2 separate regions of the Homo sapiens genome follow, and region 2 is linked to region 1. Evidence: chromatin loops called from intact Hi-C (ENCODE). Cell type or tissue: Caco-2. All regions are shown on one strand. Links, peaks and the distances in the headings refer to the core of each region. The heading gives the core; the rest is flanking DNA. Region 1 holds the start of LINC02380 (long intergenic non-protein coding RNA 2380). Region 2 has its middle 470 kb from the start of LINC02494.

Region 1 (2,923 bases), core at 246-2,745:
GAGGTGTTGGGTACATGTTCCAAGTTCACTGAACCTCCGTTTACTCATCTGTAAAATAAGCACTTTTACTCACACAGTCTCAGAGCACTGAACACTGTGCCTGAAAGGGAGGACACTCAGTGTGTGGTAGAGAAGATGATGATGGTGATGTTGAGGGTGACCACAATGATGATGACAATGTGATGATGACATAATGAGCCATCACATTAGTAAGGGTTTTCTAGAGAAACAGCCAATAGAATGTCCTAAGATATGCAGTTGGCAAGCTGGAGACCCAAGAAGAGCCAATATTTCAGTTTGAGTCTGAAGGCAGGAAAAGACTGATGTCCCATCTCAAAGCAGTCAGGCAGAGGGAGTTCCCTCTTGTTCTCACTCAAGGAAGGGTGAGTCGTTGTGTTCTACTCAGTCTTTTGACCTATTGGATGAGGTCTGCCACATTTAGGAATGCAATCTGCTTCACTCAGTCTCTCAATTCAAATACTAATTTCATCGAGAAACACCCTTATAGACACACTTAGAATTATGTTTGACCAAGTATCTGAGAATTTTGTGGCCCAGTAAGTCAACACATAAAATTAACTACCACAATTATGATCATCAAGGGATCTTGCCCTTTACTTCCAAATTCGGTGATTCTAATAAGGGTGCTTTTTTTTGTAAAGCAGTCTTCAAAAACTTGCTTTTTGTAAAGGTTCTGACTTATAGGAAGCTCAGAGTTTTGCATTCTTTTGCTTGGGGAAGCAATTTGAAAAAGGAATCTTACACTTTCAGAACATGCTTTTCAAAATCCTGTTTTCTGACCTCTTGCTTAATGACACCCAATCTCACGGTGCTACATTGTATATATCAGAGAAGCAGCCTAGCCTAGTGCCTAAGAGCTTAAGAACATTGTTAAATTCTTGCTTTGCCACGTACCAACTTGTGTAACTTTGGGCAAGTTACTGAACCTCTCTGTTTCAGTTTCCTCACCTGTAAAACGGGATGGAAATAGTGCCTATCTTATAGGATTGTTGTGAGGATGACATATGTTAATGCATGTAAAGTACATAGACTAGCACCTACCTGGCACAGGGTACACACCCATTAACTATCAGATATTATATATACAACTGAAAAATTAAAGATTTACAGTGGTACCACATTTCAATCCTGTTCATTTATAATCTGTTGTGAAACTTACCAGATAATATCTTTAATTGATGGTATTTTGTAGTTGTCACTCAGCTTCGGGATTTGTTCTCGAGTCTTCCTTGAAAAGCATTTGTGTGTGTGTGTGTGTGTGTGTGTGTGTGTGTGTAAAAGCCTCTGCTAATGAACGTTGATGCAGTGCATCTGCCCACCAGATGGCGCAGTGCTCCCGCTGTTCCGAGGCTCAGCTACCCTGAGGGAGGCAGGGAATTTTGATCAGCTTCTGAAGAATCACCTCATCTCTCCCCGCAGAGAGCACAGAGCACAGGACTTCACGTTATGTCAAGTACATGTCGCTAGTTCTTGTTTGTGACTTTGTAAGAACTCGTAGGCTATAGCATTATATTTTGCAAGAAATTTGTATTATAGAAAAATGATTCATAAATTAAATAAATTAAAATGGTCATATATATGTATGTATGTATATACACACACAGATATCAACATGTGCACAGGTCTAACATAGTTTTTCTGTCTGCAGCATCTCTTGCAAAAGCCCAGCTCCTAGAGAGCAGGAGCCTTCCCAGACTGTGTCAAATTACCTCGGGGATGGAGAGACTTACATGGCATTAATAGAAATCAAATGGCAGAGCTCGGGTTTCTGGTAAGAGCGGGTCCTGGCTCCTTCCTTACATGAAGACCTGTCCAACACTGCTTGCTATCTCCTCCTGTGCCATCTGAAATCTGTGCCTCAAACCGACCAGCAGCCTTCTAAATCTCTTTATTCTAAATTTGGCGCAAACTTCTTTCATCTGTGACTTTTGGAGTCTTCTGCTGCATCACCCCATGATCCAACTTGGAGTTGGGCTCTGTTTCATTGACTTACCAGCTCTCATCATAAAGAACCTTTTTTAGCCCCCAAAGAGTCTGAACAACAGACCTCCTCCACATGGAAATGGTGAATTGATCACACTGAAAACTATTTTGAAGTCAAGCAAGGCCAGCTTATGTCACTCTCCTGCAGCAGAGAATGACTTTCACTTGCTCACTTTCACACTTGCAACCTTCCATTTTCCACAAACTGTCACTGTGGTCTGTTAGAAATATAAATTATGTCATTTCACTCTTCTCCCTAAAACTCTTCATAGATTGCACATTCTTTATTCCTAACATCTTTTATACACTCATTTCAGAGTACTAATGGCATTTGTAACACTATTACTTGCTTATTTATTTTATAACTTCTCACCTAGAGTGTAGGCTCTAAGAGTGGGAACTTTGTTGCTCTTGTTCTCCAAAGTATCCCTTTGAGCTAATGCAAAGTTAAATATAGGAGACACTCAATAAATAATTATGGAACCACACTGTTCTTTCAGCTGCCTGCCACTTTTCATGACTTAGAGCCCCTAAAGTCCATATCCAAAGAAAATTACAAAGTGACGATAATGAAAAACAAAGAACAATGATCATTTATTGAGCACATACTATACACCAGGCATTTCATGCACAATAACTCTATTTCTTGGATTTCCAAGTGTGCTATTATCAGTTCAGTTTTATAAATAAGAAAGTTAAGGTGAAGTAATTGATCAGAAGGTACATGGAGCTGGGATAAAACCCACATCTCTTTGGTCTCAGAGTCGATACTTTTTCTTTTATTCTAGGCTCTGTCTTTATCACACTCTCCTTACATTTTCCCCTGACTCTGAAGACGTTATTAATGTTTATAGCATGGAATATAGTGACATTAGATAAATGTAGAATATATCTGCATATTTTCTATCCTGACTCTAGA
Region 2 (2,923 bases), core at 225-2,724, 640 kb after region 1:
TTTAGTTGAGTCAATTAGCAGACCTCTGTTTCAATTTTTATTTTTCCCCTGGTATCGAGGAGTGTGTATATGTGCACGTGCATGTGCATATGTGTGTGTGTGTGATTATTAGATATAGCTCATGAAGTCCTCTCTACCCTGCCCATATTTATAAGTTTTGTTTTTTTTCTTGTCCAGAGGTCCCCAGATAAATATTGTCTGCATTAGAAGCCTCCCTAATGTGATTGTTGCTTTCTTGGGATTTAGGGACCCTAGGCTTAAACTGATTTTGAATTAACCCCTGACATATTGATAACCCATAAAACCCAATTGAATCCAGAGTCTTTGTTAGTCCATTTTACTTATATATTAAGATTGTGGTCTTCCATTTTTTGGACAGGGCTGAAAGTAAACTATTCTCTGCCATGGGGTATCATGCATATTTTCTCTTCTAACCCCAATGATACAAATATTTTGTTTGACAGAAGCATGGGCAGTAGTAGCAAAAACACGTGAGGCCTCCTACGATTCCACTAAGTCATTTGGTTTTAGGAATGTAGACCTCTTCTTCCACGTTAATGGCTACTTGATGAGCTCATATTTTTTATAATGTATCAGTCTGTCTCCCAAGAGTTCTATAGAATGGGGATCAGTGCCTGATTGAAACAGATAACAAATGGTAACAGGGCGAGAGTCTTTCTCTGAATAATATTCATTATGACTTATGCTTGAATCAAATATAAGATTCTCTTAGTTACTTTTAAATACACATTATATTATTGTTGACTATTGAGACAAAAAGATAGTTGCAAGCTAAGACACATGACCCAGATACTTTTTAAGAAGGGTCCCAATTTCATATTTCTGTCCCTACATGCCAATTATTGAAACTTGCAACTTCGGACAATAAATCTAAAATAAAAGCTTAATAGGACTTGGTCACAGCACCACAGCACAGCACAGCTCAAAGCCCAAGCTTATTGGCAGGAAGCAGTACAGCTCAAGGTGCATATTAGCAAGCAGGCATCAGCTCCAAGGGCATGCTCACCGGCAGGGAACAGAGCCAGTAGTAGCAAGTCAAAAGGAAGAGAGGACTCCCATTTTCTTCCAGAAAAATAGAAAAGCATTTGTTTTCTTCAGCACTGGCAGATGGCAGTACATATTGTGGCTGAGAGCTAAAAATGTTGAGACAAATGGCTCTGGTTTCAAATCTTAGCCTACCATTTACAAACCACATGACCTTCATTTGCCATCCTTGAGACTCCATCTGGTGGTGATCATCTTGACTACCCTGTTTACAGCACCACTTATTTTGTGTTGGCCCCATGGATCAGTAATTGGTTCAGATGTCAAGGTAGATGATGCTACACCTGCACTAAGATGATACAAAAAGTTTGTTTCTCACAAAATAGGGCTTTCTGGGGTAATGGGTAATGCAGGTACCAAAGTTGGTCCAGAGCCTCTTGTGCTGAGTGAGAGGCGATGGCTTTGGTTTGTATTGTGGTTAATGGATGGACTAGCAGAACTGTTCTCCCATGGGGGGCCAGGGTTTTCTTTGTTTGATGTTACCATGGGTGCCATGGAAGGGAGCATCAGACTTTTTTTATGTGTGGAAATGGAATAAAAGAGAGGTGGGTCCTGAAAGCTGTCAGAGATCAAACATAAAAAATGGAGTCAAAGTGTTCAGTTAAGTTGAGCATTTAACAAAATCTGTTTTGTTTTGTTTTTTATTTTCTCAGGTTGTCTTCCAGTGATTATCTTCTTTCCTTTGCCCTTCTCCAAACTCAAATGACATCTGTTGAAAAACAATAATGTGCTTCTCTCTCAATTTCTCATATTGTTTACAAGAATCAAATCAGTCTTCTGACTCTTACTTACAATTACTTTTTCAGAATTTTTCTTTACTCCTCAATTATAAGCTCCCAGAAGACAGGAAAAGCATTTGTTTTATTCAGCACTGGCAGATGGCAGATGTCTAAAAAAGATCCATTAAATGAGTTATGGATTTATCACCTTTTTTGTAACCATTATGTGAAAAAATTGCTAAGCTAATTTGACACAAAAATGGAATATCGCTCTTTTAAAACTCAGAAAAGCACAACTCAAAAACAAAACAAAAACTCACAAGTTTGCTCTTTATAGCCTAGGTCATCTTTGACAAAGCATGTAACACTTTTTATCTCATTTTCTCAATCTGCAAAATGGAAAAATGGGAAAGTTTCTTTCTTGAAAATATGTGAACTTCTTTTCTGAGATTTTGTGTCTGAAGATAATCTAAATTATAAATTGCTGCTTAAATATTATAAGACTTTGTCAGTTCTTCACCCTTATAAGTCATCTTCTATTGATAAATAATGATGACAGCCTGAAGGCATCAGGCTCAAAGGTTGGATGGGCAATACATTTCAGGAGGGGGATGGAATGTCAACTCCCTCTAAAATTGAGCTCTGTTCACCTAAATGAGAGGTCCTCTATCCCTTCTTAAATGACGCTTCAGAACCTGGGCTTATGCACATCAACAAACATCATAGAATAATTAGGGAGGGTAGAAATCATCACAGTGTCAGCCTTCCTATTACCGAATTGTAAGCCTTCGATACAGAACTGCCTAAAGCAATTGCAGAATGCAATAGATCCAACTGTATTTCCTTTGGAGCCCACAAAACCATCCAGCTGTAGCCTGCAGGTTCCAAGTGAGGCCCTTCCCCCAATTAGGATTTAATCACCTTGGAGAGCAGCTGAGAATTTCAATCATTATTTTTTTTCCCGAGGTCCCATCAATCTTGTCCTTCGAAGTAATGTGATTTTTTTTTCCTCTGCATGAATACTAAATCTTCTTAGTGGAGAAAAATGATGCTAGGAAATAAAGTGGAAGAAACTAATTTTTATAGGATATTTAAACGGAACTCTTGAAGAACTGTTGTTTTAAACCACTCCATTATAC

What was found. Peaks named below come from ENCODE experiments on the same cell type or tissue, not always from the same donor. Only the 100,000 strongest peaks of a DNase experiment are listed, where the experiment ranks them.
Region 2: a loop joins it to region 1, with 31 times the contacts of the local background. A loop is called at or near these places in 4 of 110 quality-filtered maps.

Annotation. Positions count from the first base shown.
Region 1 is chr4:57,425,636-57,428,558 of GRCh38, forward strand. It overlaps LINC02380 (long intergenic non-protein coding RNA 2380), which reads left to right and starts at 237. Exons shown (of 6, transcript NR_125907.1): 1 at 237-383; 2 at 1,344-1,474; 3 at 1,670-1,792. RefSeq lists an enhancer at 1,168-1,462. In Caco-2, for the core only: a CTCF peak has its summit at 1,334 (motif pointing right); a DNase peak (open chromatin) is centred at 1,346; H3K27me3 peaks cover 150 bases.
Region 2 is chr4:58,060,927-58,063,849 of GRCh38, forward strand. No RefSeq gene overlaps it. Among named protein-coding and RNA genes, the nearest start is that of LINC02494, 470 kb to the right of the region's middle. In Caco-2, for the core only: no CTCF peak of the experiment used is centred there; no DNase peak of the experiment used is centred there.